Regions from separate parts of the Homo sapiens genome. Here region 2 is linked to region 1. A link is a loop called in an ENCODE intact Hi-C map of the cell type or tissue named here. Cell type or tissue: dorsolateral prefrontal cortex. All regions are shown on one strand. Each heading gives the region's core, and the rest is flanking DNA. Links, peaks and the distances in the headings are about the cores only.

Region 1 (2,500 bases), core at 1-2,500:
GAACTCCTGACCTCAGGTGATCCAGCCCTCGGCCTCACAAAGTGCTGGGATTACAGGCATGAGCCACTGCGCCTGGCCTCTATAATGGTTTTGATGATAACAGTGATGGTGGGAGCCAACATTTATTAAGTCTTTTTATGTGCTAGAGACTGTGCTAAAAAGCTTTACCTGTATTTTCCTTTTAAATCTCCAAAACCACCTTTTATGGTACCTACTTGCATTAACCCACTTTAGAGATGAGAAAACTGAGGCCTGGAAGGCTTAAGACATGCACCCAATGCCTCACTGGCCCTAAGCTACCAGGTAAGTGCTCAGACTAAGGACTAGTGGATTTCATACTGAATCTCTTCCCATCGTCCCTTGGTGCTTAATCACTGTTCAGATAAAGGTACCCCAGGGAGAGGAGAGACCGAAGGGAATTGGCGTCTCTCGGGCATCTCCAATGTGCCAGGCACTACCTGATCAAATTTTATCTTCACAACAGCCCTGAGAGCTTGGCATTTATTGTTCCATTTATTTGGAATAGAAAACAGGGGCTCAGGGAAGTGAAGGGTCTTTCCCAAGGTCACAGTGCAATCAAGTGAAAAAACAAGGATATGAAGCAGCTTCCAGCTGGGTACAGTGACTCATGTCTGTAATCCCAGCACTTTGGGAAGCTGAGACGGGTGGATCATTTGAGTCCAGGAGCTCCAGACCAGCCTGGGTAACATGATGAAACCCTGTCTCTACCAAAAATACAAAAATTAGCCGGGTGTGATGGTATGTGCCTGTAGTCCTAGCTACTAGGGAGGCTGAGGTGGGAGGATCGCTTGTGTCTGGGAGGTCGAGGCTGCAATGGGCCATAATCGCGCCACTGCACTCCAGCCTGGGTCACAGAGCAACACCCTGTCTCAAAAATATAGTCAGACAGAGAGAGACAAAAATGAAAAATGAAACAGCTTCCAATCCCTTGCCCAGCTTTAATGAAGGGAGCTGCTCAGGTTGGTTCCTCACTCTCATGAGGCACCTATGGAACCAGCAGCCGCCTCTCATCTCCCTCACATAATCAGGGGCTTAAAACCTCCAACATCTCTAAGTGGGCACCCACCCAGTTTACAGAATCTAACCTGTTTTCAAGTCTGAGCAGAGCCCATGTTGTACAGTGGCACTTAGTGTCCATGTCTGGTACTGCATCCCAGGTTTTGTAGATTTTTGAATACCAGTTTAATGTTCATTCATTATGTCAATAATTAGTGAACACTTACTGTGTGGCAAACCTGGGGGGATCCAGAGATGAGCAAGACATGGTCCCTGGCCTCAGGAAATCCACATCCTTAAAGAAGATGGACAGGTATATTAGGACAATAGGTGGGAGGGGAGACAATTTGGACCCACAACCCCTGGCTGGGACATCTGGGAAGTCTCCCCAGCAGAGGTGGCACTTGCGCTGAGTCTTGAACGATGAGTAGGACACTGCAAGACAAGTGAGGAAAGGGTATTTCAGACAGGGGCAACAGTGCTTGCAAAAACTCAAGAGTGTCCATGGAAGGTAGAGTTGCTAGATAAAATAGAAGACACATGATTACATTTGAATTTTTTAAAAATAAATGTTTTAGTACAAATATGTCCCAAATATTGCACGGGGCGTACTTATACCAAAATGTATTTGTTGTTCATCTGAAATTTAAATTTGACTGAGCAGCATCCTATATTTGTGTTTGCTAAATCTGGCAGCTCTACCAAGGAAGGGGGAAAGAGTTAGGGATGGCAGGAACCTAGGAAACATTAGGGATGTTGCAGGAGAGACTGCAAAATGGTGGGTCATGAAGGGTCTGGAATGCCAGGCTAAGGAGTCGGCCTTCACCCTGTGGGCACTGGAGAAGGACTTTGTGTGAGGGACCCCAAACTTGGTACAGGGGAACAAACACAAGCCCTCCCTCATGGGCTTAGAGTTAAGGGGGCGAGAGGAGCCTCAGCTGGAAGTTGAGGGGGCATAGCAGAAACCCCCTCCTGTGGCACCCACAGCAAGTGCTCTGGGACTGAGAAGGAAGAGGTGCATCTGGCTGGGATGTCAAGGAGGCTTCCTGGAGGAGGAGGCAGATGATCTGGCTTGGCAAAAGAGACTTCCTCTCTGCTGCTGCCCCACCCAGCTATCCCTGCCTCCCCCTGTTATGGGGGTGGTAGAGACACATCTTCAAGTCAGCCCCCTTCATATCCCCTACATCCCAAGCTTTTTCTCCTCTCCTTTCCTCTGAACCTGCTGCCCCTTCTGCCAGGCATGCACATCTTTGTCTGGGTGGTTCCTGTTTGTTCTTTGAGATCCCATTCCAGTGACCCCCACTCACGAGGGAGCTTTCCTGACTTCACCTGGTAGCCCCTGATATGGTTTGGCTGTGTCCCCGCCCAAATCTCATCTTGAATTGAAGTTCCCATAATCCCCACCTGTTGTGAGAGGGACCTAGTAGGAGGTAATTGAATCACGGGGGTGGTTACCCCCATGCTTTTCTCATGATAGTGAGTG
Region 2 (12,797 bases), core at 6,050-8,549, 220 kb before region 1:
CCAGGAATCCAGTGGCTATATGGGGAGAGAAAATGGGAAGAAGACTTTTTGTCTGTCAGCACCTACAAAAGATGAGAAATGCAGCGAAGAAGAAAAGCCTACGGGGCTTTGAGAGGCTGGGTTCAAATCTCACCTCTACCACTTACAAGCTGCGTGTTCTCAGGCTAATTACTTAACCTCTCTGGGTCACAGTTTCTTCATCTGTCACATGGGGGTGATAATCAGACCTACTCCAGAAAGCTGATGAGGATTAAATGGGATTCTGTGTGCAAAGCCCCTGGCACACAGAAAGTTCCCCACAAGTAGCAGCTGTCGTTATGGTGATGGGTTGTTTAGAATCAGGATGCTATGGTGGTGCAAGCGTTCCCCAAATTTTCATGTACACAGAAATCACCTGGGGTCTTGTCAAAATGCGGATTCAAATTCAGTAGGTCTGGGATAGAGGCCTGATAATTTGCTTTTCTAATAAGTTGCTGGGAGGCATTGATGCTGCTGAGCTGGGACCACGCTTTAGGTAGCCAGGGTTAGAACCAACCGGTGGTTCAGCATTTTGATTTGTTATGAAGTTGAATTCCGTCATCCATAGGCACCAGTTAGCCTAGGAGCTGGTAGACAGCAAGTGCTCTGTAATTAACATGTTACCCGTACTGTTGCTATCGTGCTCATTGTGATGATGTTCTGATGGTGAGGATGCGGGAGTTCAAGGTCAGGCAGAGGAAAGGACAAAGGGTGGATCATCGTTTCCCCAACGCTGAGCATTGTGGTCTCCCTCCTGTTTCTCCTCCATGCCCTCGCCTTTCTGGTCTCCTGCTGACAATGGAGCACCAGGTGCCCTGCCTTAAACCACCCCCCTACCCAACACACACACACACACACACACAAACATGCCATCCTTTCAGAGCAAGCTGCAAGCTGCATTTATCTTTGTGCATAGCCAGGAGGCATTCTCATAGACAACCCTGTTGACTAGATGCAGGAGAAAAGGGGGTGTTTGTTCGAGAAACCCAGCAGCCCACCCAGGGAGGGACACCCGCAGTGAGGGGACCTGGCAGAGCAGGAGGCACCCTGGATGGGAAGTAAAGAGCTCCCAGTTTTACGCTGGTCTCGGAACCTGACTTACTGTGCAACTTCAGACAAGTTGCTACCCCTCTCTGAGCCTCAGACTATCCCATAGAAAGAGGGGCTTGCATCAGACTCACCAGGGGAGCCTGTGATAGTGTCAAGCCCACCCCAAGCCTATTGATTAGGAACTAGGGGAGCTTGGTGATGCCCTCAAGAAAAGGGTAATGAATGGTGACAAGGTCACCGACCAGTGAGAAAGCAGTAGCCCAGTCCCTCGATTACACCTTACTTATCCAGAATCCTCAGCTACGCAGAACACGGCCAGGACCCAGGAGGGAACAAAGGAGGCCAAAACTGACATCTCACAGCCCAGAGAGCCTGGAAGATTCATGTTTATCAAATGAATGCATGAAAGCATGGCTATATTAGTTAATTAATTAATTGACTGATCGACTCCAGAGAGTATAGGACCTGGAGACAGATATACATAATATATGCTCAGTGAATAGCTGCCAAACGGAATGAAGAAAGGTAAGATGGAAGGACTGTCAAAATTATGTCCTGCCTGGAAAGATAGGGCCTATACTAATAATGTTTCCTAAGCCCTTGGGACAATTTCCAGGGGAAGGCTTGGCATCTGGAAGGAAAGGAAAGCAGGCAGGGAGAAGCCAAACTGAGCCTCATGAACGTACCCGTTGTGCAGACATTAGCCCATGTCATCCTCACAGCAGCCCCTGATGTGGGCATCATTACCACTGTCCAGAGGCAAGGACCCAATGGACAACTGAGGCCCGAGAACCTCCAGAGAAACCCACTAGGGCTCAGAGAGCATTCAGGGCTTTAGGAACCTACCTTTCTTTCTTTCCTTCCTTCCTTCCTTCCTTCCTTCCTTCCTTCCTTCCTTCTTTCCTTCCTCCCTCCCTCCCTTCCTCCTTTCTTTCTTTCTTTTCTTTCTTTCTTTCTTTCTCTCTCTCTCTTTCTCTCTCTCTTTCTTTCTTTTTCTTGAGACAGAGTCTCTCTCTGGCTCCCAGGCTGAAGTACAGTGGTGTGATCTTGGCTCACCGCAACCTCTGCCTCCCAGGCTCAAGCAATTCATCTGCCTCAGCCTTCCAAGTCACTGGGATTACAGGCGCGCACCATCACACCTGGCTAATTTTTGTATTTTTAGTAGAGACGGGGTTTCACCATGTTGACTGGGCTGGTCTCGAACTCCTGAGCTCAAGTGATCTGCCCAACTCGTTCTCCCAAAGTGCTGGGATTACAGGCATAAGCCACCATGCCTGGCCCATACTTTCTTTGTAGCCTCCACTCTCATTTCTGTCTACGTCTTCCTGCCTTTCCAACCACATTTTCCCATTGCTTTTGCAGATTCTTCTCATTTATGTCTTCTCATCACTTTTTTTTTTTTGAGACAGGGTCTTGCTCTTTTGCCCAGGCTGGAGTGCAGTGGCATGATCATGGCTCACTGCAGCCTCAACCTCCCAGGCTCAAGTGATCTTCCCACCTCAGCCTCCCAAGTAACTGGGACCACAGGTGCACACTACCATGCTCGGCTAATTTTTGTATTTTTTGTAGAGACGAAGTTTTGCCATGTTGCCCAGGCTGGTCTCAAACCCCTGGGCTCAAGCAATCTGCCCTCCTCAGCTTCCCAAAGTGCTCAGATTACAGGTGTGAGCCACGGCACCCTGCTTCATCACATACTTCTCCCTATAATCTGCCTTACAGCATCTGTGGAGCAAGAGAGGACGTAAACAAGTCAACCACCAAAAAGAAGGCAAAGGAAGCAAAGCAGGATGCACCAAGCAACTCCGACGTGTCAGGTGCCATGCCAGGTGCATTGTGCAGGTTCCCTCACTGGCTTCTTGCTTGAGCCCTACCGAGTTCATTCCTGCTTTGCCACCTTCTAGCTGGATGACCTTGACAAGCAAGTCGCCTCGACTCTGAGCTTTTATATCCTTGGCTACAAAATGGAACTCTATTGGCTACTATTGTTATGAGCATTCCATGAGCTAGTGTATGTAAAGCACCCACCTGGCACATAGTAGACATAAAATAAAATCTGGCTGTTATAAAGAAACACAAGGCTGGGCACAGTGGCTCACGCCTGTAATTCCAGCACTTCAGGAGGCTGAGGCAAGTGCATTGCTTGAGCCCAGGAGTTCGAGACCAGCCTGGGCAACATAATGGGACCCTATATTTACAAAACATAAAAAAATTAGCTGGGTGTGATGGCACACACCTGTAGTCCCAGCTACTCGGGGGGCTGAGGTGAGAAACTCTGTTGAGCCCAGGAGGTAGAGGCTGCAGTGAGCCATGATCACACCACTGCACTCCAGCCTGGGCAACAGACCAAGACCCTGTCTTAAAACAAAACAAAACAAAAGAACCACACACCCTCCCAGACACATAGTAGGCCCTCAACAAATGTTAGCATCCTCACCTGTGGAATGTGACTATTGGTTGTTGTGAGGTTCAGGTGAGCCACAAGAGGCAAAAATCCTGTGCCCACCTTAGGACAAATTTTTCCTTCTCCCTCCAGCCTGGATTCCAGCCATTCCAACAAGCCCCTGCCTCTGCAGGGCTTGCGGCGGCAGCACGTGAGCCGTGCCACAGGGTGGGTCTGTCTGCAGGCTCCAGGCCTGAGTTAGCATATCTCGGGGCGGGCTCCCCATGCCAGCACAGGTATCCACAGGAGAGACAGCTGGGCCCTCGTTAACAAGGTGTCTCCAGACCTTATTTGGAATACGTCAGCTACTGTGATTAAAGACAGTACATAAATGTCAGCCTCGCCGGGCCCCAGCCCCAGCTGGTTTCCGGGGAAGGAGACCAGAAAAATATGTCTTCATTCCTTCTGTTTTACAGCTTAGGCCATGATGGCTTTATACAGAGCGAGTTCACCGTGGTGGAAACCTGCGCAGGTCCTGCCAGGCGTGGGGAGTGGGAGAACAGTCTCCCATTGAGCCCCCCGCCAGGCCAGGCCTGATTGTCGTGTGACCTGCAGTCACTTCTCCCCTTCAGAGCCTCGGTTTCCTCATCTATAAAATGGGGACATAATATATGTGCCCATGGGTTCTTAAGAAATAAAGATCACCTTTGGAAGCTGCCCAGGGTAGTCCCTCTCCAGGAGCAGGCACTCACTGCAACCAGGAAAACACAAAAAGGGGCACACTGGGGAATGGAGCTGCCCACTTTGTAGACACAGGTGCTCAATGAATGGCCCTTTCCTTGGATCCAAGTGGGGAGAGACTTTGACATTCTCAGTGAAACAACATTGAAAGTAGGTAATTGGGGGCAAAGTAAGGTGCAGGAGCACTGCTCCCAGAGTCACTGACTCACTGTGTGACCTCAGATAAGTGACTCCAGTCTCTGGGACTGGGTTTCCTCATCTGTAAAATCCCTGGCCCGGCCGGGCTCTTCCTTTTGGAGCACTGTGATAAGGCCAATACCTGGCCTCAGTTTCCCAATCTGTAAAATGACGGGACTGGACCAGATGATCTCTGGCTCATCTCAGCTCAGGCACATGGAATTTTTTCCAGGAAGTGAAACAATGGTCAGGACTAGGCTGCGTGGAAAAGGGAGATTTCATGATTAACGCAGGGGCAGAATCCCATGGCAAGAGAAGCCGTTCTGGAGAGTGGGGTTATGTACCTGAGGTCACACAGTGCGTAGGTGACTCTGAGACCAGTGCTCCTGCCATTCCTATGGCAGGAGAAGCCCTTGATGCTGTTGGAGTCCCTCAGGGAGGCAGAAAGATAAACCCAGGGCAGGGAGAGAGCTCACCATGCTGCAACCCGAGCACCAGACAAAGGTAGCCTGGGAGACCTGTCTCCCAGTCCCAATGGCAGGATGAGGGCAGGGGAGGGGACTGGAGATGCCTTTTCACAAATTGCTTCTGAACCTCAGAAAAAGAGAATAGCCTGGCACCAACTTTGCTCCTCCCTTGTTCCAGGTTTTGTTCCAAACACTTTACACATCTTCACTCATTTAATCTCCATGAGGCAAGTGTGACTGTTATGCCCATTTCACAGATCTGGAAAGTGAGGTATAGGGAAGTAATTTGACCGAGTCCTCACAGCTAGCCCACGGCAGAGCTGGGGCATGGACTAAGACAGTCTGGCACTGAAGCCACTCTCTTGAAGTATCAATGATGAAGAGCACCATTTAATGAGCACCTACTATGTAACAGGTGCTGTGCTGGCTTCCTTACAGAATGATCTTCATTAACTGGGACAGCATTCTTACGAGGACGGCACTTTGTTACTCACATTTCATAGAGGAAGAAATGAAGGCCCAGAGAAGTGAAGCACCTGGCCTTGGTCACAGAACTGGAATGTGGCTGAGCTGGGATTCTGACCCAGGGCCCAGGCCCCTTCCATGCCACCAGGCTGGACAGGACCCCCTCTGCAGAAACTCTGAGTAGAGGCTAAAGCAAATGTCAGGAGACAGAACACAGCTATGTCTTGTGTAGAATGGTAGGAAAGTCTGTCAGGTGGTCCCGGGACAAGAAAAGGCATCCAGAACACAGCTGGGTGTTGGGGAGATCCCTATGAAGGATGTCTGGGGGCTTTGAGGGGCTCTGGGGGGCTTCAAGGGGTTCTGGCAAGCTTCACACAGCATCAGAGTCGTGAAGGCAGGTCCTCTGATCGAGGGCCTGCTGTGTCCTGGGCACTGTATTAAGTGCTTTGTATTCATTATTGCTCAATTCTTACCGTGGTAGGAATGGCATAGATCTCATTACTATCATCCCCATTTCATGCATAAGGAACTGAGGCTCACACAGGCTCACACTAGTCCAGGGTCACATAGCTAGCAAGAGCCAAACTCAGGTCCCCCCGTTTAAAAGCCAGTGCCTTTCCAATGGGCCAACCCTTCCTTCCCAGGTTCAAAGTGCTCAAGCCACCCAAACCGCATGGCTCAGGATCTGGTGCACGGCAGGTCCACGGCCTTGCCCCTTCCTAGCTCCATCCCAGGACCCTGAAAGGGTTAACTTCCCTGTGGCCCCAGGTCCGTCCCTGTCAGCCCACCACCCCTGCCCCTGCGTTATGAGGACCAGACCAGCTCTCGCTCCCGGCAGCTGACGAGTTCTCCGCTCAGTGGTTCGCGCTCCAGATATTAAATTACTCATAAAATATTTGACCTGTCCCCAAAGTGGCTGCTGCCTCCTCCCTGTGCCCACTGCTCACTTCACAACAGAAGGTCACACTATTCCATGGGGGAGGGGCCCTTGGAAAATGAACCCAACTTCATCTTGGGGGATCTGGGAGCCCAGGAAGGGGTAAGCTCTGGTAAGGTTGGGATGTTCCAAGGGCAAGGATTCTGTCCCCCATTCTGGGGCCCCCCGGCCTGGCCTGAGCAGAAGACTATGCCCCCAAATCTCCATGCTGCAGGGTACAAAGAGCCCAGAACTGCTGACTGCCCCGAGTCCCTCAGGATAAGGCCAAGGGTGACCTGGAATAGGTTCCCATTGTCTGAGGGACGAGTGGTCTCTCCTCTCCTCCTCCCTCCCCTCCTCAGTTGCCATGGCAACCACAGTGGGGGGTGGGAGGCTGGACCGCTCAGCTCCTGGCCGGGCTACCCGGCATGCTCTGCTTTCACCCAGTTTTCTCCCTCGTTGCCCCTTGGCAGGCAGGGGGTGGGGCAGACCCAGCCCTTTCACGCAGCGGAGGGTTTGCAGCCAAGGAGCATCACCTCCCGTTCCCTGCCTTCACGCAGGAGGTTTTCCGGCATGGCCCCCAGGAATAGGACTTTTCTGAGTATGGTTTATCAGATAATGATTTTGGGGAGGGGTCTCTCTCAAGCCCCCTGGAGTTAATGAAGTCAGTTAAGCCCTGGGATTAGAAGGTCGGGGTCATGGGTACAGCCCATGTTTGCAGAGTAACGCCCCACCCCACCCCTAGCTCCCACCAGCTGTTTCAGAAATGCCTAATGCTGGTCGTCTAGGGAACTAGTGAGAGGGTCTGGACAGGACATGGCAACCTCATCCTGAGTACCCACAGTCACAGTCCCTCAGAGTATATACCCCGCAGCCTGGGCATTGGGAGCCTCCTCTCTTTCTTCCTGCCCCCTCATAGATGACACATTTTTCATAATAGTAGTGTATATATTACTAGTAAGTTCTTATCACCCTGGCCTGGAGTTTCATAAAGTAATACTGAAAGAAACTGGGTTTAGCCTTTGTCGTGGCTCTACTTGGGGTACACTGCCACCAGGTGGCGGTAGGCACTTTCCAACTACTCCCTGAGATTCCAGAAGATGATATTCCACTTTTACATTCCACCACCACAACCTATAAAATGCCATTGCTTTTTTACTTTTATATTAAGATTACAGGACTTTATAAATAGCCAAAGTTAAGGAGGCTTTAAACAAACTCTATGTTTTGGTAGTATAGCATAGCAGACAGCACAAACTCTAGAGCCAAACTGCCTGAGTTCAAATCCTGGCTCAGCCACTTGCTAGCTAGTTAACCTTGGACAAGTTACTTCTCTGTGCTTCAGTTTCTTTATCTGCAAAATGGAGATGATGGAAAGCAACTCCCTCGATGCATTGTTTTAAAGACTCAATGAGTGAATGTACATGAAGCATTTAGAACAGTGCCTGGCACAGAGCATTAAGCTCTTTAGAAATGTTGGTTATCGATATTTAAAGATGAGCATAAGGGAAAAGTTTCAAAAACAGTTCATTTTGAGACCCACGGACATATCTTTCTCTGCTCAATCTTTTATCTGGTGTTTCTAATCTGGTGATTCATTTCAGGGCTGCCCTGCTAGACACCCATCATCTGCCCAGATGCCTCTTCCAGCTCCCTCAACCCCACATTCAAGCCCATATCCTAATGCCTTTACCTCCCGGGTGTCTGTGGGATTGTCCCCTGCACGCCCTGTGCACAGCCACCCTGATCTCATTCCTGAACCACTGCAACTGTCCCCCTGCCTCTTGCCTGCTCCCCTCCAACCATCTTCTCACCGCTGCCACAGTGATTTTTCTAAAACAAAAATATGCCTCTACTCAAATGCCCTCCATAGCTCCCCAGTGACTCAGTATCAAGTCCAGGCTCTTCAGGTAGGTCCGTCTCCTCATCTCCCACTCCAGCTTCATGCCCCCATCTCCACTGTCAGAATGCCATGCCCTGGTTCCAGCTGCCTCCTTGTAGTTCTCCCAAAGCCTTGGGCTCCCAGGCTCTGTAGCCTGGGCAGGGGCTGCCTCCTCTGTCTGCATCTCTTCCTTCCTTCTCCTGCCTGCCCATCTCCTGCCTGCTAAGCCTCAAGATGTAGCCCCTGTCTCCCTTTCCCTGGGAAGCACTTATGATCCCTCCACGGCCTCTGAACCGGGTGCAGACCTTTCTCGGCATGCCCAAAGCCTCTGCATGCTGGAAAGGGGCTGTCTCAGTTTGTTGGTATCACCAGAGATGCCCTGCACACAGCAGGCCCTCAGAGTACCTCTAAGGAATGAATCCAGAATGTCCATTTTGCCAATTCGGCCTACAATGTCCTCTTTCCCATCTTCTCCGTCCCAGCATCTCTTTCTAGGTCTGGCTCAAATATCACCTGTTTAGGAGCCTCCTGGTAACCCGCACGCCCATGTCATCCCTGCATTAACTATTTCACTCTCTCCTCAAAGAGGCAAATGCAATAGGCATGAACTTGACATGTGTGGAATGAATGAACAAATGACCAGGATTATGGTCTAGACCAATGTTTCTCAACCGGGGTTGGCATCCCCCCAGGGGACATTTGACAATGTCTGGAGACCTTTTTGGGGTCACAGGGTTGCTACTGAGATCTGGTGGTGGAGGCCAAGGATGCTGTAACACCTCCTGCAATGCACAGGACCGCCCCCAACCAGAAGTTATCTGCCCTAAATGTCACTTTCTCAAGGCTGAGAAACTGGGCTAGAGCTTGTTGCCTACAAATCTGTCTTCCTAGTACGCAGAGGGCCCCAAGCACTGAGCCTGATCTTATTTCTCCTGATTTTCTCAGTACCCACCGCAGAGCAGGCACGCAACAATTTTTTTTTTTTTGACACGGAATCTCGCTCTGTCACCCAGGTTGCAGTGCAGTGGCACGATCTCGGCTCACTACAACCTCTGCCTCCCGGGTTCAAGCAATTCACCTGCCTCAGCCTCCCGAGTAGCTGGGATCACAGGTGCACGCCGCCACATCCGGTTGATTTGTCTGCATTTTTAGTAGAGGCGGGGTTTCACCGTGTTGGCCAGACTGTTTACGAACTCCTGACCTCAGGCGATCCACCCGCCTCGGCCTCCCAAAGTGCTAGAATTACAGGCATGAGCCACTGCGCCCAGCCAACAGTTTTTCAAAATAAGCTCATGGGTGACATAATTCTTGTCCTTTTCCTCTCCCCAGCTTCCACCTCTCACTAGGAGCTTGGCCTCAAACTATTGTCAAAAGCCCCTTCTGGGACTATTCTTGCTAAGTCCCTCCAGTTTCTGCTGCCCCCAACCTTCCCTTTCTCAGATTCTCCTGGTCCCCACAGCTACGCGGAGTAAACTGGCAGGAAAGGAAGACCACATTTCCAAGATGGCGGGGAGCTTTGCTGGGCTCTGGGGACCCTAGGAGTCAGTCCTGGTTGGTGACTAACTTGCTGTGTGACTTGGCTGAGTCACAGACCTGTCTGGGCCTCCAGCTCTCAGTGAGGTGATGGGGGCGTGTAGACAGACCCTCTCTGGGCCTGCCCCCTCTAAAGGACGGTCCTAGCAGTCCCCCCGACTCCCAGCACCTCTCCCCTGCATGCAACAGTGCTCCCTGGGAAATTCTGGGAGGTGGGAGGGAGACAAGGATTCCCCCGTCTTTCCCCAGCCCGGGTGATCCAGGTGCTCCCGGCTCTGCCGCGCACTGGGGTGCCACCGTCTCCAAGGGCGCCGCTGTCAGCTGTGACCCCTGCGCCCCCAGAGGCGGCCAAACAAGCGGCCTTTGTGGTCTGTGCGTTGGCGGCCCTCGGGGAGCGTCACAAAGGGTGGGAAGAAAGGCCGCCAATCCTCTTAGGGCCAGCCGCCCGCTTTCCCACTGCGGCCCATCTGCTCCTGGGGAGCGGGCATAACCGCCGCCTGGCCCCACGGCGCGCAAAGCAAGCAAAAGCTGCCCGGGAATGAAAGGCAGGGGCCCGGGCCAGCCCAGATCCCCACGGCAAACACAGGCCTGGCCGGGGGCCTGGGAGGGGGCAGGGCTGATCCCCGGGGGAGACCACGGTTAAAAGCGCCGCCCCAGGAGGGGGACCCAGGGCTAATCCCCTCCTGCCCCACGCCTTCCCTTCCCACACCCCTACAAGGGGAAGGGGAAAGGCAGGGAAGGGCTGGGATCAAAGGTCCTTCCTCCTGTGCCAGGCGCTCAGTGGGGCCCTTTCTACGCACCCCTATCTTTTCCTTGAAGCACCCTATTTTACAAAGGGGCTCAGTAAGGCTAAGTCACTTGCCTAGGGTCACCCAGCTGCGATGTGGCAGAGCTGGGATCTCAGCGGGAGGCTGAATCTGAATTCTTTCATCCACGTAGCTGAAGTTTGCTGAGTCTCTCCATTGCCATGGGCTCTACAACCATCTCCATTGCTTACTGCAACTCTTTTAACAGATGGGGAAACTGAGGTCTGTAGGCAGGTGGTGATTGCCCAAGAGCACAGACCCGATCAAGTCCTGGCTCTACCATTCCTCTGCATTCTGGTCCCAACCCCCATCACTCATGTGCAAGCTTGGGCTCTGCCAGCCCCCAGCATGGGCCCTCAGGCAGGTCACTTCACCCCCAGGAGCCTCGATTTCCTCCTATGGAAACTGGGGATCTGTGAAGGGCGTAGTTCTGAGGGTTTGATGAGATGATCTGCTAAAGACTTTAGCTCCTGGCACACAGTAGGCACCCAATAATGGCAGCTGCTATTGTTATTACTTGGCCCAGAGCAGGATGGATCCCAGAACAGGAAGAGAAGGAAACAAAGAGTTTCCGCTCACTAATGGCTGGCCCCAAATACTCCTTTTTTCCATGGTTGGGGTTGGTTTGGCAGAGTAAGGAAGGAGCTGGAGAGAGGGGGAGGGAGGCAATGGATGCGTGGGAGGCCGCAGCAGGGGCCCAGGCTGAATCCACCCAGGGAGGGGGCTATCGACCAGCTGCCCCACCTCCCACCCACGAGAGGCCCAGAGCCCAGGCGTGGTGGCATCCAGGACATCAGAGCCCAAATGCTGCCTCCTACACACACACACACACACACACACGTGCACACACACGTTTGCACACACACACATACACTCATACATGTGTGCACACACAAATATACACACATACACGCGCATACATACACATACACACATAACCATACACATGCACACACACACCCCACACACATACACACACACATAACCACACATGCACACACCCCACTCCCACACACACATGCACACACATACCCCCCACATACACACACACACAACCACACATAACCACACTCACCACAAATACATGCACACACACATACACACGGACATACATATGCACACATACACTCACACGCACACTCATACACACAGACATACACTCTCACATACACACACAACCACATACACACATATCCCCCCACAGAGACACACATGTACACACACATACACACAGACATACACACTCTTACACACACATAGCCACACACACCACAAATACATACATGCACACACATGCATGTACGTACACACATACACACAGACATACACACACACACATAATCACATACACACACATCCCTCCACAGAGACACATACACACATGCACACACACACACACAAACCACACACCACACACAAATACATACACATGCACACACCCATACATACACACACATACACTCACACACATATACACATAACCACATACACACACATATCCCCCCTGAGACACACATACACACATGCACACACACATACACACAGATATACAAACCCTCACACACAACCACAACACACACCACATAAATACACATGCATGCACACACACATGCACATATATACACAAACATGCACACAGACATACACTGTCACACATACACACAACCACGCACACCACACAAATACACACATGGACACACACACACATGCACATACATATACACACATATACTCACACCCCCACAGAGACACACACATACACACATGCACACACGCATACACACATGCACACAGACATACACTGTCACACACATACACGCACATAACCACACACACCACACACAAATACACACATGGACACACACATGCACATACATATACACACAAATACTCACACACATATACCCCCACAGAGACACACACATGCACACATGCACACACACACACACATACACGCACACACACATACACACACACAGACGCGCGCGGCCCCAGCTCTGACTGTTTTGCAGATTTGGAACCTGAGGCTTGGGAGAGGGGCTGTGGCTCACTGAAGATCACTTGGCTCTTGAGCATGGCCCAGGCCCCTCAGTCACCCTCTCCCATCTCTCAGTGGGATCTGGCCCTGAATCCCACCAGCCTTGCTCCATGCCTTGTCCACCAAGGAGCCACGCAGGGGACAAGGGCAGGGGACAAGGGCAGGGGACAAGGAGGTGAAGGTCCCTATGCTCCTGTCGAGCAGGCTGAGTTAGCCATTCTGCCCCGGGCATTCCCCTAGATCTGGAAATGGGTTCTGCTCAGAAAATGGAAATGAATCCATTATTCATTCTCTCTTTTCTCTTCCCTTCCTGCCTCCCCGTCT

Evidence for each region. Peaks named below come from ENCODE experiments on the same cell type or tissue, not always from the same donor. Only the 100,000 strongest peaks of a DNase experiment are listed, where the experiment ranks them.
Region 2: a loop joins it to region 1, with 2.5 times the contacts of the local background. A loop is called at or near these places in 15 of 110 quality-filtered maps.

Annotation. Positions count from the first base shown.
Region 1 is chr1:22,888,263-22,890,762 of GRCh38, forward strand. The region is part of intron 6 of EPHB2 (EPH receptor B2); the gene reads left to right. It overlaps LOC124903874 (a long non-coding RNA gene), which reads right to left and starts at 1,298. Exons shown (of 3, transcript XR_007065534.1): 1 at 1,245-1,298. RefSeq lists a silencer at 1,250-1,455. In dorsolateral prefrontal cortex, for the core only: CTCF peaks have their summits at 1,147 and 1,350; a DNase peak (open chromatin) is centred at 1,140.
Region 2 is chr1:22,667,059-22,679,855 of GRCh38, forward strand. No RefSeq gene overlaps it. Among named protein-coding and RNA genes, the nearest start is that of C1QB, 20 kb to the left of the region's middle. RefSeq lists enhancers at 10,076-10,598, 10,631-11,169. In dorsolateral prefrontal cortex, for the core only: a CTCF peak has its summit at 7,265 (motif pointing right); a DNase peak (open chromatin) is centred at 7,273; H3K27me3 peaks cover 683 bases.